Linked DNA regions of Mus musculus: region 2 is linked to region 1. A link is a loop called in an ENCODE intact Hi-C map of the cell type or tissue named here. Cell type or tissue: left cerebral cortex. All regions are shown on one strand. Each heading gives the region's core, and the rest is flanking DNA. Links, peaks and the distances in the headings are about the cores only. Region 1 has its middle 32 kb from the start of Sh3rf3. Region 2 holds the start of BB019430 (expressed sequence BB019430).

What was found. Peaks named below come from ENCODE experiments on the same cell type or tissue, not always from the same donor. Only the 100,000 strongest peaks of a DNase experiment are listed, where the experiment ranks them.
Region 2: it touches region 1 in a loop (2.0-fold over the local background); 2 of 42 quality-filtered maps call a loop at or near these places.

The regions. Positions count from the first base shown.
Region 1 is chr10:58,777,419-58,785,845 of GRCm38, forward strand. No RefSeq gene overlaps it. Among named protein-coding and RNA genes, the nearest start is that of Sh3rf3, 32 kb to the right of the region's middle. In left cerebral cortex, for the core only: no CTCF peak of the experiment used is centred there; a DNase peak (open chromatin) is centred at 4,393.
Region 2 is chr10:58,694,467-58,702,893 of GRCm38, forward strand. It overlaps BB019430 (expressed sequence BB019430), which reads left to right and starts at 2,279. Exons shown (of 5, transcript NR_033565.1): 1 at 2,279-2,326; 2 at 3,393-3,468; 3 at 6,900-7,039; 4 at 7,330-7,393. In left cerebral cortex, for the core only: no CTCF peak of the experiment used is centred there; a DNase peak (open chromatin) is centred at 4,781.

The DNA of each region.
Region 1 (8,427 bases), core at 3,021-5,520:
ATCACGTGGTTTTTGTCTTTGAGTTTGTTTATATACTGGATTATGTTGATGGATTTCCGTATATTGAACCATCCCTGCATCCCTGGGATGAAACCTACTTGGTCAGGATGGATGATTGTTTTGATGTGTTCTTGGATTCGGTTAGCAAGAACTTTATTGAGGATTTTTGCATCAATATTCATAAGGGATATTGGTCTGAAGTTCTCTATCTTTGTGGGGTCTTTTTGTGGTTTAGGTATCAGAGTAATTGTGACTTCATAGAATGAGTTGGGTAGTGTACCTTCTGTTTCTATTTTGTGGAATAGTTTGTGAAGAACTGGGATTAGATCTTCTTTGAAGGTCTGATAGAACTCTGCACTAAACCCATTGTGTCCTGGGCTTTTTTTGGTTGGGAGACTATTAATAACTGCTTCTATTTCTTTGGGTGATATCGGGCTGTTTAGATCATTAACCTGATCTTGATTCAACTTTGGTACCTGGTATCTGTCTAGAAACTTCTCCATTTCATCCAGGTTCTCCAGTTTTGTTGAGTATAGCCTTTTGTAGAAGGTTCTGATGGTGTTTTGGATTTCTTTGGGATCTGTTGTTATGTCTCCCTTTTCATTTCTGATTTTGTTAACTAGAATGCTTTCCCTGTACCCTCTAGTGAGTCTGGCTAAGGGTTTATCTATCTTGTTGATTTTCTCAAAGAATCAGCTCCTTGATTGGTTGATTCTCTGAATAGTTCTTCTTGTTTCCACTTGGTTGATTTCACCCCTGAGTTTCATTATTTCCTGCTGTCTACTCCTCTTGGGTGAATTTGCTTCCTTTTGTTCTAGAGCTTCTAGTTGTGTTGTCAAGCTGCTAATGTATGCTCTCTCTAGTTTCTGTTTGGAGGCACTCAGAGCTATGAGTTTTCCTCTTAGAAATGCTTTCATTGTGTCCCATAAGTTTGGGTATGAAGTGGCTTCATTTTCATTGAACTGTAAGAAGTCCTTAATTTCTTTCTTTATTCCTTCCTTGACCAAGGTATCATTGAGAAGAGTGTTGTTCAGTTTCCACGTGAATGTTGGCTTTCTATTATTTATTTTGTTATTGAAGATCAGCCTTGGTGCATGGTGATCTGATAGGATGCATGGGACAATTTCAATATTTTTGAATCTGTTGAGGCCTGTTTTGTGACCTATTATGTGTTCAATTTTGGAGAAGGTACCATGAGGTGCTGAGAAGAAGGTATATCCTTTTGTTTGGATAAAATATTGTGTAGATATCTGTTAAGTCCATTTGTTTCATAACCTCTGTTAGTTTCATTGTGTCCCTGTTTAGTTTCTGTTTCCATGATCTGTCCATTGGTGAGAGTGGTGTGTTGAAGTCTCCCACTATTATTGTGTGAGGTGCAATGTGTGCTTTGAGCTTTACTAAAGTATCTTTAATGAATGTGGCTGCCCTTGTATTTGGAGCGTAGATATTCAGAATTTATAGTTCCTCTTGGAGGATTTACCTTTGATGAGAATGAAGTGCCCCTCCTTGTCTTTTTTGATCACTTTGGGTTGGAAGTCAATCTTATCAGATATTAGGATGGTACTCCAGCTTGTTTCTTCATACCATTTGCTTGGAAAATTGTTTTCCAGCCTTTCATTCTGAGGTAGTGTCTATCTTTTTCTCTGAGATGAGTTTCCTGTAAGCAGCAAAATGTTGGGTCTTGTTTGTGTAGCCAGTTTGTTAGTCTATGTCTTTTTATTGGGGAGTTGAGACCATTGATATTAAGAGATATTAAGGAAAAGTAATTGTTGCTTCCTTTTATTTTTGTTGTTAAAGTTGGCATTCTGTTTTTGTGGCTGTCTTCTTTTAGGTTTGTTGAGGGATTACCTTCTTGTTTTTTCTAGGGCGTTGTTCCCATTCTTGTATTGGGTTTTTTCTGTTATTATCCTTTGAAGGGCTGGATTTGTGGAGAGATAATGTGTGAATTTGGTTTTGTCGTGGAATACCTTGGTTTCTCCATCTATGGTAATTGAGAGTTTGGCCGGGTATAGTAGCCTGGGCTGGATTTTGTGTTCTCTTAGTGTCTGTATAACATCTGTCCAGGCTCTTCTGGCTTTCATAGTCTCTGGTAAAAAATCTGGTGTAATTCTGATAGGCTTGCCTTTATATGTTACTTGACCTTTTTCCCTTACTGCTTTTAGTATTCTATCTTTATTTAGTGCATTTGTTGTTCTGATTATTATGTGTCGGGAGCAATTTCTTTTCTGGTCCAGTCTATTTGGAGTTCTGTAGGCTTCTTGTATGTTCATGGGCATCTCTTTCTTTAGATTTGGGAAGTTTTCTTCAATAATTTTGTTGAAGATGTTTGCTGGTCCTTTGAGTTGAAAATCTTCATTCTCATCCACTCCTAGTATCCGTAGGTTTGGTCTTCTCATTGTGTCCTGGATTTCCTGGATATTTTGAGTTAGGATCTTTTTGCATTTTCCATTTTCTTTGATTGTTGTGCCGATGTTCTCTATGGAATCTTCTGCACCTGAGATTCTCTCTTCCATCTCTTGTATTCTGTTGCTGATGCTCGAATCTATGGTTCCAGATTTCTTTCCTAGGGTTTCTATCTCCCGTGTTGCCTCACTTTGAGATTTCTTTATTGTGTCTACTTCCTTTTTTAGGTCTAGTATGGTTTTGTTCATTTCCATCACCTGTTTGGATGTGTTTTCCTCTTTTTCTGTAAGGACTTCTACCTGTTTGATTGTGTTTTCCTGTTTTTCTTTAAGGACTTGTAACTCCTTAGCAGTGTTCTCCTGTATTTCTTTAAGTGAGTTATTAAAGTCCTTCTTGATGTCCTCTACCACCATCATGAGATATGCTTTTAAATCTGGGTCTAGGTTTTCGGGTGTGTTGGGGTGCCCTGGACTGGGCGAAGTGGGAGTGCTGGGTTCTGATGATGGTGAGTGGTCTTGGTTCCTGTTAGTAAGATTCCCACGTTTACCTTTCGCCATCTGGTAATCTTTGGATTTAGTTGTTATAGTTGACTCTGTTTAGAGATTGTTCTTCTGGTGATTCTGTTACTGTCTATCAGCAGACCTGGAGACAGATTCTCTCCTCTGAGTTTCAGTGCTCAGAGCACTCTCTGCTGGCAAGCTCTCTTACAGGGAAGGTGCGCATATATCTTGTGTTTGGACCTCCTCCTGGCCAAAGAAGAAGGCCCAAAACAGGGCCTTTCTCAGAAGCTGTGTTGCTTTGGCAGGTCCCAGAAGCTGTCAGCTTCTGTGGTGCAGACTCTCACCTGTGCAGACTAAATTCCTAAGTTTGGAGGAGTCCGGGAACCAAGATGGCGCCTGCTGCTCCTGAGGCTGAGGCCGCCTTCCGAGCCAGGCGGACACCTGTCCTCTGGTCCGGACGGTGGCTGGCTGTCTGCGGCCCGCAAAGGGTGCTGCCTCAGCGGCTCTGTGCCTCAGCCTGTCCCAGAAGCTGTCTGGTTCTGTGGCGCACCCTCTCACCTGTTCAGACTAATTTCCTAAGTTCAGACTAATTTCCTAATTTCCTAAGTTAATGCCCTGTATTTGTCAGTGATTTGTGTTCAACATTATTTGAGCCATTTGCTATTAATGAAAGAGAAATACTTATTTGTGTTTTAAATAAAACTGATATAGGAAAAATAAAAGTGTCTTTGGCCATCTGTCTTTCTTTCTCTCTTTCTCTCTTTCTCCCTTTCTTTCTCTCTCTCTCTTTCTCCCTTTCTTTCTCTCTTTCTTTCTTTCTTCCTTCCTTCCTTCCTTTCTCTCTCTCTCTCTCTCTCTTTCTTTCTTCCTTCTTTTTGTATTCTCTGCTTAGTTTTATACCACTTTTAGTCAGTTTATTTTCTTTTTTTCCCCCTTCCCTTCTCCCTCTTGCTCCAGCCACACCCACTCCGGCTCTGCTTGCTCTGGGCCCCCACTCCAGTTTATTTTCTTGATGTTCATTTTTTTAAACTTTTTATATCCTAGCTACTAACTCTGTAAGATGTGTAGTAACGATTTCCCCCCTGTTCTTCAGGCTACTACTCTGTTCAAATGATGGTGTCCCTTACACTACAGAAACGTTTAAGCTCCATGAAGTTCTAGTTATTAATTGTCCTTAATGGCTACACTATTGGAGTCCTTGAACTCATTTCTCTTTTTGTAGAATCTTCACCTTAAAATATGAACAGAGTCTTCTACAAAATCCAGGGATCAAATGTCTAATTTCATCAGACAAAGCACCATGGAATTTTTTTTTTTAAAGAATTAAAAGTTTGTTCTATTTTAAAAGTATGTTTAAAACTAGATTATTTGAGTCAAACTAACTAAAATTTCTTTTCACAGAACTACCTTCTGGGGTGTTAGACTTCCATATGGTTGAGATTGTTAGAGGAATGTATCTAAGAACCAAGGTGGCAGTAATGGAGGCAGGAGGGGAGGGGTGGGCCAGAAGAACTGTGCTGCAACTCCTGTGGATGTGGAGTCATTGATACTTTACAGAAGACTCAGACACAAGATTCCCTAGTCCACAGAAATCCCAAGTCTAGGAGGAATAACCTATGAGTTGGGTAATATGATCAATATTTCACAAGATGAGGCAGGCAGGAGACTTAGGGGTCAAACAATAACAGAATATACTGGGATTCATATAATAGTAACAGTCAGAGCTTGTAGCATTCAGGCTTGGAGAGACCTGGCTTATCACTAAGCTAGATGCAAAGTATATAACAGAATCATCAAATCCTGCTGGGCCAGCTTCTAACGCAGTAAGGCCGAGAGGCGTTCTGTTCCTTTGAACTCTGTCAAATGCTCTCTGAGGCTTCTTACTTTGGAGTCCATGGGTTGAGTGTTTATTGAAGCTACCCATCTCTTGATTCACTGTTTGCTCTCTCACAGTAAACCTCTGGCTATTCCTATGTCCCAAGAAGTTGATTAGATTTTCGGTTGTATTTCTAGGAGGTTAGGCTCATGGGTTCCTGACCCTAGTCTCTGATGGCTTTGCTCATGTGTTAACAGCATCTCCGTGGCACGTGGGAGTCAGCCTGTCTTCAGGTTGTCCAACTTGTGCAGCTATGCCACATGAAACCCCAGGTGCTGAGACTAGTGGAAAGTGTACAAGCTGGTGAATTTTGGTTAGAGACTAGAGGTTCTTGGCCTGTAAAGGAGACACTGTGTGGAAAGGGGCTTCAGAAAAGAACAACAACAACAAAAAGCAAGCAAACAAACAAAAACAAACAAACAAACAAAGACAAGCACTAGTATGGAAGTCTCAGAGATGGCGTTACCTTACGCTTAGGGTCAGCAAACCTTGTGCTAATGGTACCTGTGGGTAAAGCTCAGACCTTCACATCTATCAACCTAGATTCAGTCTCACTGCTGCACGGGATAGCACCACCATCCCTATAAACCCTTGTTTGAGTGCCTGTCATCTGCTCTTGCTGATTCTCATTTATAAAGTTCAGCCCTTCTCCAGCTGTGCACACAGCCTCCCTGGATCCCAGTAGCTTCCACTGTTGGCCATTGCCCCTCTCAACCCTCTCTCCATCATGTTCACGAATACATCTGGTTCCTGCATGTGTACCGAGTACCATTGTTATCAATCTGGATTCTGTTTATGTGGCTTCAACTGTCTTGCCTGATACATATAACTATGACTTTCTGCTGTGTGGTCACTCAGTTTAATGGGGACAATGGTCACAGCATCATATGGTAGTCACCTTAACTGATGGTGGAAGCAGTGGATTTTCAAGGCCATGCCCAGCACTGTCTGAACCACACCCCGTGTTATGTGGGGATCCTAGCTTGAAATGGACAAGTTCCACAGTGGAGGTAAAGAGGGTAGTTCTAGGGACAATGAGACACACTGGGATGTCAGGCTTCTCTGAGGACAAGAGATTCTATCGAGATACTACCAAGTTCTGACAATAAAGGTCTTTTTGACATCTTCTCCAAAGTGTCTGAGACAAAGAATAAAAGATTTGTGGCTCATCCTGAGGTACAATCTTGGACAAGACTTGATGCCCATGGGTAGTCAATGAGCAAAGCACAGCACCCAATCAGCCCCTGGTACACATGCATTCTTATTGTTTCTTATGTGTGTATGCTTTCCATGACTCAGGCTTTCAGCACGTTCTTTGCCTTGCTCTGGACAGTGAGGCAATGTGGGGAGAGCATCGGGTTATGAGCCAGAGACCCTTTCTGAGCCCTACATAGACGATTATGAGTTTTGAGTCTTTGGGCAACTTACCTATCTCTCTGAGATTTGTCTCCTCATTGGTCACATTACAATGAAATCTGATTTTGTTCTTATGCTGCAAGCTGGCTGGGTAGGCAGAAAGGATGATATGCCAGCATGTATTATATATGGTCCTGTAAGAGGGAGAGTCAATTGATTTTTGCCATGGATGACATTCTTACACTGGCTATGAGATGCCTATTATCCAGTGGCCATGAGTAGCCTTCCTGTTCTTCCCATACAGCCTTCATTTCTTAGTCCAGTATCTTAAGAAAAGAAAATGTGAAGCAACACAGCAGTGAATTTCACTGAACAGGTTCTGCACTTAAAATTCCGACACTGTGCTCAGCCCAGCACTAATAAATTTTCCTGCCTTGAGTAGTACTTCTTAGACATGCGCTAAGGGAACATAGTTAAAGAAAAACCCAATAAAAGGAGATGATAAAGGAGACGAATCATAAATCACTGGCGTGGCCTACTGCTGCTGCTGTCCTCGGGCTGAATTTGACAGCAAGGATTCTAGTTTAGAATTTGACACTAGGATTCTTGCAATATAACCTTGTTCCTATGAATGGAATATTGAAAGGCCACAGCCAAGTATCTCATCATGTGGACAAGCAGGAGAGCGGAGAGAACTAGAGGATAGCCTCCTTCTTCATGCACAAAGCTGCCAGGAGCCAAACCTGGGCGCTACACACCATATCACCCTGCTGGCATTGAGTGATTGCTCCTGTAAGTTGGCTAAGAACCTTTGACTAAAAATCTGTAACATATGAGAGTCAGTGGCCTGGCCTGGGCATCCAACTGAGACAATGAACTCTGTTCCAGACTGGGGCTTGGTGGCCTTGGAGATACGGAGATATTGATAACAAGTGAATATAAATACAATTTACCTAGCAACATAATTCTCACAATCTTTTTTCTATCTTTCTTTCTGATTTTCTCAAAAAGTCATCAGTCTACCTCTAGTCATCAATGTAGTCCCTGAGTGGCACACCACAGAAGCTAGGAAGACAAGAAGAAATAAGCAATGAAGAGAAGAATCAAAGGAGTGGGATTGAGGCTCTTGGGCTCCTCAGCTCAGCTGGAGAGACCCTCCCCTGGGAGCTGCAATGCCTCTGCTGGGGAGGCTTCCTCTCAGAGCTGTGAGGTTCCTGGACTCCCATGTCTCGGGATGTCAAAGGCTTCCACTGGGAAACCTTTTCTCCTCAGAGCTGTATAGTTCCTGGGCTTCCAAGTCCCAGGATACCCTTTCATCTGAGCAGGAACACTCATGATCACTTTCCCCTGCTTATTCATTCATTGGATCCTTGCTTGTTCTGGATGTACCTTGTCCACATACAGCTCACAGTGTAGATATGACCATCTAACAGATAAGTGAATCACTACTATAATTTCAGAATGTAATAAGGCTCCTCCAGGAAGAGGTTATGATGGTGTGTAGCTTATACTCATCTCAAGGGAGGTTATGGTGGTGTGTAGCTTATACCCATCTCAAGGGAGGGCAGTTGGAAGGGCCAGTTAAGAAAAACCTTAATAATAATAGGAACCGGCCTATAATATCCTGGAAAAGGTGTGCTTGGGAATGAGAAGCATCTGTAGCAGAAGGTGGGCAAACAGAGAGGGCCAAAGAGTGGCAGGTCAGGTCCCGCAGAGCACTGAAGGCCTCAACGGAGCTCGGATGCTGTTTAGGAGCAATGGGTAGTTCCTAAAATGTTTTAAGCAAAGGAATGAGATGCTTCAAATTTCCTTATGGAGAAATCTCTCTGGCTACAGAAAGGATGGGTCGTCAAAGTGGGAGAAGGTAGTAGCTACACAGCTGCCACACTGTAAAAAGAGGATTTTGTATTTGAACCTTGTGCCAGAGATATGGCTGGTGAGATCATGGCTTTGTGATGCATTTGAGGTAGAAAAATGAGTATTGCCAATGGAAGTCACAAATAATAATGGAAAGGAAAACAATCAAGGGTGTCTTCTGGAGTTTGGATTAAGCAACTAGATACCAAGGTGTGGAGAATTGGACGGAGATGGGTGTGGAGCATAAACTTATGAGTTGAACGAACTACTCTGTCTTGGATGCACAAGTTTCAAATGTCTGGCAGATATTTGAGTGGAGATGTTAGGTTGGACAAAAGTTATGAATTTGAAGAATTTAGAATAAGAAATGAAACTTGGTATTTCATAGAGAGCAGTGAATTAAGCCCAGACAGAAAAGCACTTCTTGTTCTCTCT
Region 2 (8,427 bases), core at 3,644-6,143, 82 kb before region 1:
GCAGGGTGGCCCCCTGCTTGTGCTAATAACAGAATTTTCACTGGGATGGCTAGAAACAGACATCCTTTTTATGTCATCTTAGATAATAGTTTCCTTATCTACTGAAAATGGAAGCAAGACAAAGCCAGCGCTTTTTCACACGTGCATGCAGTCATCAATTTGTCCACAGTTCAAGAGGGCAGAGGGAGCGCAGCTAGCCCATAGAATGAGCCACTCGGGGCATCTCCTTAGTTGAAGTCAAAATTCTCAGCAGAATTTTATTAAAAAGCACCTTATCATCAGCACATAAAAAGGGAAGATTCAATTATAGCCCAGTTCTCCACTCTGAGAGTTGCATGGGCTATCTCAGGACATTCGGGTTACTGACAACTAGAAAATGTACAGATACCATTAGAACAGCAGGGAACATGTGCCCTTGAGCAGCCAAACAGTAAAGACATTCTTTAACACCCACAGACGTCACTTTCAACATATTCATGCTACAAAGGGAAAGTTCACCTTCCCGTCGTTCTCAGAGGCTTTTGCCCATTCACATTCCAACTTAAACAAGTTTCACGTTATACAATAAGTTACGGTTACTGTGTTTCCACCCTTGAATAACAGAGCCATCCCAGTTTTGTGGAAAGCAGAACAAGCTTGCTAGAATGCAGGTGTCTTAAGGGCAAAACTTAATCTGTACTGCTTATGGGCACTAGAGAAAACTGATGTTTTATAAGTTACACATACACACACATGTATACACTTTAAATTAAAATTTTATTAATTTTTTTCTATATATTTGATCATGCTTTCACTACTCCAATGTCACCCAGGTCTTCCCCCATTTTCTCCCTCATTCAACTCTCTTTCCCTCCCCACTTTTCTATAAAAACTCACAAAAAAAAAGAAAATAAAAAAAAGACAAAATGAAACAAATCAAAAAAAATCCAACAAACCAAAAATGAATAAAACAAAAAATGTCAAAATACAATAAGAAGTCTACAAAATTTAACAGATTTCACTTTGAGTTGGCCAGTTATTACTTGGGCACGGGGCCCCTGCACTGCAGCATGGTTGATTTGCCCAGTGACTCCATTGGAACAAACTGTCACTTTCTCAATGGGTATCAACTACAAATAGCTTATTGGTTAGGAGTAGAAACAAACATGTTTCCCCTTCCCGTCCTCAGTGCCGAAACGGTGTAGGTCTGGTGCATGCTGACATAGTGCCTTAGAGTTCATCAACTGTGCATCAGTCCATTATCTGGAGGATACTGCTTCCTTAGGTCATCCACCACCTCTGGTTCTTCCATTCTTCCCACCTCCTCTTCACATGGATCCCTGTGTCCTGAACAGGGGAGGTGATGACGACATCACATTTAGGACTGAGAGCTCCAAAGTCTCACTCTCTGAACATTGTCCACCTGTGGACTCTGTGTTCCTCTCCTTCTGTTGCAAGAAGAAATTTCTCTGATGAGGGATGAACAAGGCACTGATCTATAAATATAGAAATATGCCATTAGAATTCATTTTATTGTTTTATTCCTTTAGTAGAATAAAACATTAGCATTAGGTTTTTGTGATGGTTCGAACATGCTTGGTCTAGGGAATGGCACTATTAGGAACTGTAGCCTTGTTGGAGTAGGTGTGTCACTGTGGGTGTGGGCTTTAATACCCTTGTCCTAGCTGCCTAGAAGTCAGTATTCTGCTAGCAGCCTTCAGATGAAGATGTAGAACTCTCAGCTCCTCCTGTACCCTGCCTACCTAGATGCTGCCATGCTTCTACCTTGATGATAATGGTCTGAACCTCTGAACCTGTAAGCCAGCCCCAATTAAATGTTGTCCTTATAAGAGTTGCCTAGGTCACGGTGTCTGTGCACAGCAGTAAAACTCTAACTAAGACAGTTTTCCTCTAGGCCAATGCACTATCTAGTCTCAGGCTCTTTTGTGCATTTTAACAGAGTCAGTTACGGGTTTCATCTCATGGAGTGGGCCTTAAATCCAATAAAAAGGTTCTTGAATGCTACCATACCATTTGCGCCATTATTGTATCAGTCCATCTTGTAGGCTGCTGTAGGTCACAGGGTTTGTGGCTGGGTGGTATTGATGATGTAGTTTCTTCTCCAGTAGCATGCAAACTACCTTCCAGTACCATGAATGCTAGTCAGTAGGGGTGACGCTTCTAGTTAGGCACCAGTGTTACCATCAGAAGTAAGGCCTCAGCATCATGGTTGTGAAGAGTAACCAATACCTTAGCAACAGCCTGTGATGTTTGAGGTTCCATGGAACCCCTCTGGCTCATGACTCAACAAGATGTAACCCATTTCTGGCACTGCGGCCTTTACTTGGTTGGTATAAGATGGCTAATCAGGGCTTTGTGTCCTCCTTTAGATTATAGCTTCACTTAAAGTCTTTTCATAGATGTATATGTTTTAGGAAGCTTCCACAGTAATAGCCTTCCATTTGACCGTTGCAGAAGACCTTTAGTGTTAGGGGTCCCTTATTATAGCTCCACCTTTATCCTTATTCCCAATACCCTCCCCATTCAATCCTTCTATTCCACTTTCTTAATTCACTCCATAACATTCTATTCTATTCTTTCTTCCTTGAGAGATCCTCTTACCTGATCCTGACCCCTTCCCAGGTGCCTAACCACTGTGGTTATTCAGATCGAAAGACATATCAAAAGCTTAAAAGCTAACATCCACATGTAAGAAAAAAATGCAACATTTGTCTGTTGAGGTCTGGCTCATCTCACTCAGGATGATTTTTTTCTAGTTCTATCCACTTACCTGGAGATTTCATTTTTCGTAACTGCTGAATAATACTCCGTTGTACAAATGTACTACATTTTCATTATGCATGCATCACTGGTAGCTATCTAAGCTGTTTCCAACCTGGCTATTTTGAATAGAGCAGCAATGAACACGGATGAGCAAGCGGTGGGGTGTAGAGTTCTTTGATATACATCCCAGAGTGGTATAGCTGGATCTTGAAGTAGACTGATTTTCAGCTTTCTGAGGAAACTCCACACTGATGATGCCCATAGTGGCTGTACAAATTTGTACTCTCACCAGCAAAGGAAAAATGTTCTCCTTACTACACATCCTCACTGGTGTGTTGTGTGGTGTGCTTTAGTGATCTTTGCCACTCTGACTGGGGCAAAATGAAATCTCAAAGTAGTTCTAATTTGCATCTCCCTGATGGCTAAGCATGGTGACCATTTTAAAAGTGTTTTGTGGTCATTTGTGTTTCATCTTTTTGGGGTCTCTCTGCTTAGTTTGTGCTCCATTTTGAAATTGTGTTGTTTGGGTTTTTTTTTTTTTATTTTTGATGTTCAGTTTTTTAGTTCTTTGTAGGTGCTAACCTTCAATCAGATGTACAGTTGGTAATGGGTTTCTCTCCACTCTGTAGGCTGCTGCTTTGCCTGAATGGTGACGTTCTTTGTCATTCAGAACCTTTTCAGCTGCATGAGGTCGATTTATCAGCTGTAAGTCATAATATCTATGCTAAAGGTGTCCCGTTCAGAAAGTCCTTTCCTGTGTTAATGAGTTCAAACTTGCCCTCATTTTCTCTTCTCTCAGATTCAGAGGATCTGCTCTTATGTTGAGGACCTTAATCCACCTGCAATTGAATTTTGTCCAGGGTAGTAGATATGGATCTATTTTCACTTTTCTACATGCAGCTATCCAGTTTCTACATGCCTAGTACCATTGGTTGAAGATGGTGTTGTTTTCCCCCAGTGTGTATTTCTGGCTTCTCTGCCAAAAATTGTGTCCATATGTATGTGGAATTATGTATGGGTCTTCAATTTGATTCCACTAATTAATGGATCTTTTAAGTACTAATGCTTTGCTAAAACTGTGCTTTTTTTTTTTTTTTTTTTTTTTTTTTTTTTTTTTTTTTTTTGCTTTTTTCCCTCCTACTATAGCTCTGCAGTACAACTTAGAGTCATGGATGGTAATACCTCCAATAGTTCTATTATTATTCAGGACTGCCTTTAGCTATCCTAGGTTTTTTGTATTTTTTGTGACATTAAATGTTTTTTTTTTAAATCTCCATGAAGAATGTTGATGGGTATTATATTGAATCTGCAGATTGCTTTTGGTTAGGATAGCTATTTTATAATATTAATCCTACTGATCCATTAGCATGGGAGATGCTTCCACCTTCTAGTGTCTTCTTCAGTTTGCTTCTTTAATGTCTTAAAATTTTATTATATAAGTCCAGTTGCTTGGTTAGCGTTCTATCTATCTATCTATCTATCTATCTATCTATCATCTACCTACCTATATCTCAAAAGCTACAACTCCTTGATTTCTTTTTCAATCTGTTTGTCACTTGTGTATAGGAAGGCTACTAAGTTTTGTGCATTAATTTTGTATCCTGCTACTTTGATGGAAATGTTTATCAGCTGTAGATGTCTCCCAGTAGAGTGTTTAGGGTCTTTTATACATGAAATTATATCATCTACACATTAAGGATACTTTGACACCTTCTTTCTTTATTTGCTCTCCTTCGGTTGTCTTGTGTTTAAGTTAAGCCTTAGGTCTCCATTGGATAGGTCCTTGTCTTGTTCCTGCTTTCCTTGCGTTGTCAGAAGCTGCTACTACCAATGATACACTGAAATTCAGATCCTGGAGGTATTGCCTCTATGTTTACTTCTAGAGAGTGTTGGAGCTATGAGGCACATGGCCAGCTCTGTCTCTACTGCCAGATTTCAAGCTGAGAGAGAAACATGAGCGTGGGCATACCAGGGGATCATGAAGAAATCTCACAATGACAGGATCAGGTCTGGCCAATTTCTTCAGCTTCTTCAGGACAGGTTTAGATAAAGCCTTGTTTGAAATGAAGGACACCTCTGAAATGGAGAGTGACCTTTCCCAGCCTGGGCGGAGCTGTTGCCTGAACCTCCCACATCCCTTTTCTGTGGTGATTTACTCATATCGTTGGGCAGAGCTCGCACATTCAGTCAGTGGATAGTTGGATGCATCCTTGTGCCATCTGTGAATGCTGAGTCCTTCAGAGGCTCGGCAATGGCACCCCAGCCACACATCCTCCCTCTGTGTGGACGAGAGAAGAGACCTGTACAGGCATCACCCTGTTCTTACACTGTCTAAAACCCCTGGTGACACCAAGCATGAGTGTGGTGGATCCTCTTATTACTGTTTCCTATTATTTCTACCTTGGAAATAAAACACCAGGGTTTTTGTCTGAGGTGCTGAGAGCGGCCACTGAAGGAAAGAACCTTATAATTTGTTTGGGAAATAGAAAACCTTTGCTTCTAGATTTCGGAGCCACCTCACTAGTAATGCGATGGCCAGGATGCTGTTCAGAAAAGAGCTTTGTGCTAGTAACCGTTTTCTTACAGCCAGTTCACTGCCCCAGAATTACTGTTGCCAAGATGTTTATCATCTGTCAATCATGACTGACAAGTGTTGCCACCTGGAGCTTTCTGGAGCTTGTGTATAGGAAGGCTACTAAGTTTTGTGCATTAATTTTGTATCCTGCTACTTTGATGGAAGTGTTTATCAGCTGTAGATGTCTCCCAGTAGAGTCTTTAGGGTCTTTTATACATGAAATTATATCATGGGCATTAGCCATGATGTAATTATAGGGCATTAGCATTGTTCTGAATGCCAAGGCAACTTTTATTTGCAAATAGATGCCATTACTTAAGGTGCAGGATGGAGGCAATTGGGAACAGAGACATGTAAAAAAATCACTTCAGTGATGTCTTATCCCATTGTCTAGCAGTCTGTGTTGCTACTGTCCCCATCGCCATCCACAGTCCCTGCTCCATCTGGCACCCAGAAGCACCTTTCCCCAGTGCAGATAGGATCTACTCTCTTTTCATTTCCTACCCGGCTTCCTTAAAGGCTTTCTGTTGCCATGGTAACTAAAAATCTTCCTCGACCCCACTAAGGTTTAGTATGTCTTGGCTCCCACTGTCTCTGTACCCTCCTCATTCACCATTTTCCCAGAGCTTCTTCCCAGCACCTTACTGGCCACAGGATAGTTAATATTCACTTTTGTTTCAGTTTTCTTTCTGTTACTGTAATAAAACTCCGTGACTGAAAGCAAGTTAGAGGACAAAGAGATTTATGTGGTAGCACTTCCAAGTCACACTCCATTTTTGAGGGGAATCAAAGCAGGATTCCCCCCCCCCCCCCTTGCAGGCCCTTGACTAGAAACCGCAGAGGCTCAACACCCGCCCCCCCTCCATCAATTAACATACAGGGCAGTCCCCACAGTCGTGTGGAGAACAATATGATCAAGGCAGGCTCTCAGTTGACAGTTGGCACTTTCCTCTCAGATGACTGCAGGCCAGGTGATGCTTTTGTTCAGTGGCAGCCTATGTGGTGCTATGCAGTCTGCCTAGCAGGAAGGCACCCTTGCAGGCAGGTCAGGCTTCTTACCTCAGTGTCATACAACGTGAGTGTGTGGCTTCTCCGGCAACAGGGGCTTACTAGTGGGTGGACATCCAGGGACATTGGCAATAGCTTGCACTGTGTGCGGCCCTCTGGGACCTTGTTAACCAACAGATCACAGGCAAGTATCCCATACTTGGTACTGGATTTTCATTTAATACCATTTGGCTTTTGGGAGGAGCATTGTCCACTCACACAGTGTCTCCACTTAGACTTAAAAATCATTTTCTTTAATAGATTTACAAAATACTAGGATTCCACAGGGCCTTTCCATATTTTCTCGATTAGCCATTCTTGTCACCTTCTCCTCTCTCCATATCCCTCAACCCCACTTAATTCCCCATGACTAAGGATGTTGAACATTAGGGAAAAAAAGTATTTCTCCACCATTTATATTTCTTCTTTTGAGAATTCTGTTTACTTTCATTCCATTTTTAATGGAGTTTAGTGGTTTTTTTTTTTTGTTGTTGTTGTTCTTTGTATGTTCCAGATATGAATTCCTGTCAGATGTCAGATGTAAAAGTCCCTAGGAAGGAGGACTGTTGGCACTCTACATGGCTCCTTCCCTCAAATGATGGTGTCCTTTGCTGTACGGAAGCTTCTTAGTCCACAAGGTCCCATTTGGTTATTGTGAGTCTTAATATTTGCACTACCAGAGTCCTTTCCTTTTTCTCTTTTTTAGAAAATTTATTTATTATATGTAAGCACACTGTAGCTGCCTTCAGACACACCAGAAGAGGGCGTCAGATCTTGTTACGTATGGTTATGAACCACCATGTAGTTGCTGGGTTTCGAACTCAGGACCTTCGGAAGAGCAGTCAGTGCTCTTAACCACTGAGCCATCTCTCCAGCCCCAGAGTCCTTTTCAGGGAGCCTTTTACTGTGCCAATAAGTATATTCTCAACTTTCTCCTCTTTCAGACTCAGGATATCAGGTCTTCTCTTGATCCACTTGAACTAGAGTCTTTGTTTCGCTGAGGCTATGGTGAGTAAAATCATCTCCCCATTTCTGTTTTCAATTTTTGTTGTCGCTATGTGGGAAGGGCAAAGCGTTCAGTATGCTAATTTTATATCTTGCTTTTTAAAAAAAATTTATCAGCTTTAGGAGATTTCCGGTGGAGTCTTTTATATATAAAATCATATCATCTTCAAATTTGGTCTTCCTTTCCTACCTTTGTGCCCTTTATCTACTTCTCTTGTGCTATTGCTCGTGATAAGACTTCAAACACTTTATTGAACAAGACTTGGGAGAGTGGACATTCTTGTTTTGTTCTTGATCTTAGTGGAAATACTTTGAATTTTTCTCCATTTAGGGTGGTTTTGACTCTGAGCTTACTGTATGTTGCTTTTATTATATTTGCATATGCTCCCCACAGCTCTGGATTCCCCAGGACTATTATTATGAAGAAATATTGGATTTTGTCAAAGATCTTTTCTGTATTTAATAAGTGATCACATGGTGTCTTTCCTGAGATTCTTAATTACTATTTCTACTTCATTGGTTGCTATGTGTCTGTTTAAATTATTACTTCATTTTGGTTTTACATGGGTAGGTCATATATATCTAGAAAGTCACTCTTTTTTTTTTTTTTTTTTTTTTAGGTTTTCCAGTAGAATAACTTGTAAAACTGTATCTTTATAATTTGATGCATTTCTTCACTGTCCATTGTGATGTCTTCCATTTTATGGCTAATTTTGTTAATTTAGGTTGTCTCTCTTTATTTTGGGTTAATTTGGTTAAAGGTTTGTCACTATTGTTAATCTTTTCAAAGAACTGAGTGTTCATTAATTCATTGTACCACTTTTTTTTTGCTTCCATTTCATCTCTGATTTTGATTATTTCTTCCTATTTACTGTTCTTGTTTTCTCCAAGACCTTCAAGTGCATCATTAAGTTATTAATTTGAGAACTCTCAATTTTTGTTTTAGCCATAGAGGAAATATTTTTTTTGAAATTTTTATTAGGTATTTTCTTTATTTACATTTCAAATGTTATCCTCTTTCCTGGTTTCCCCTCCAA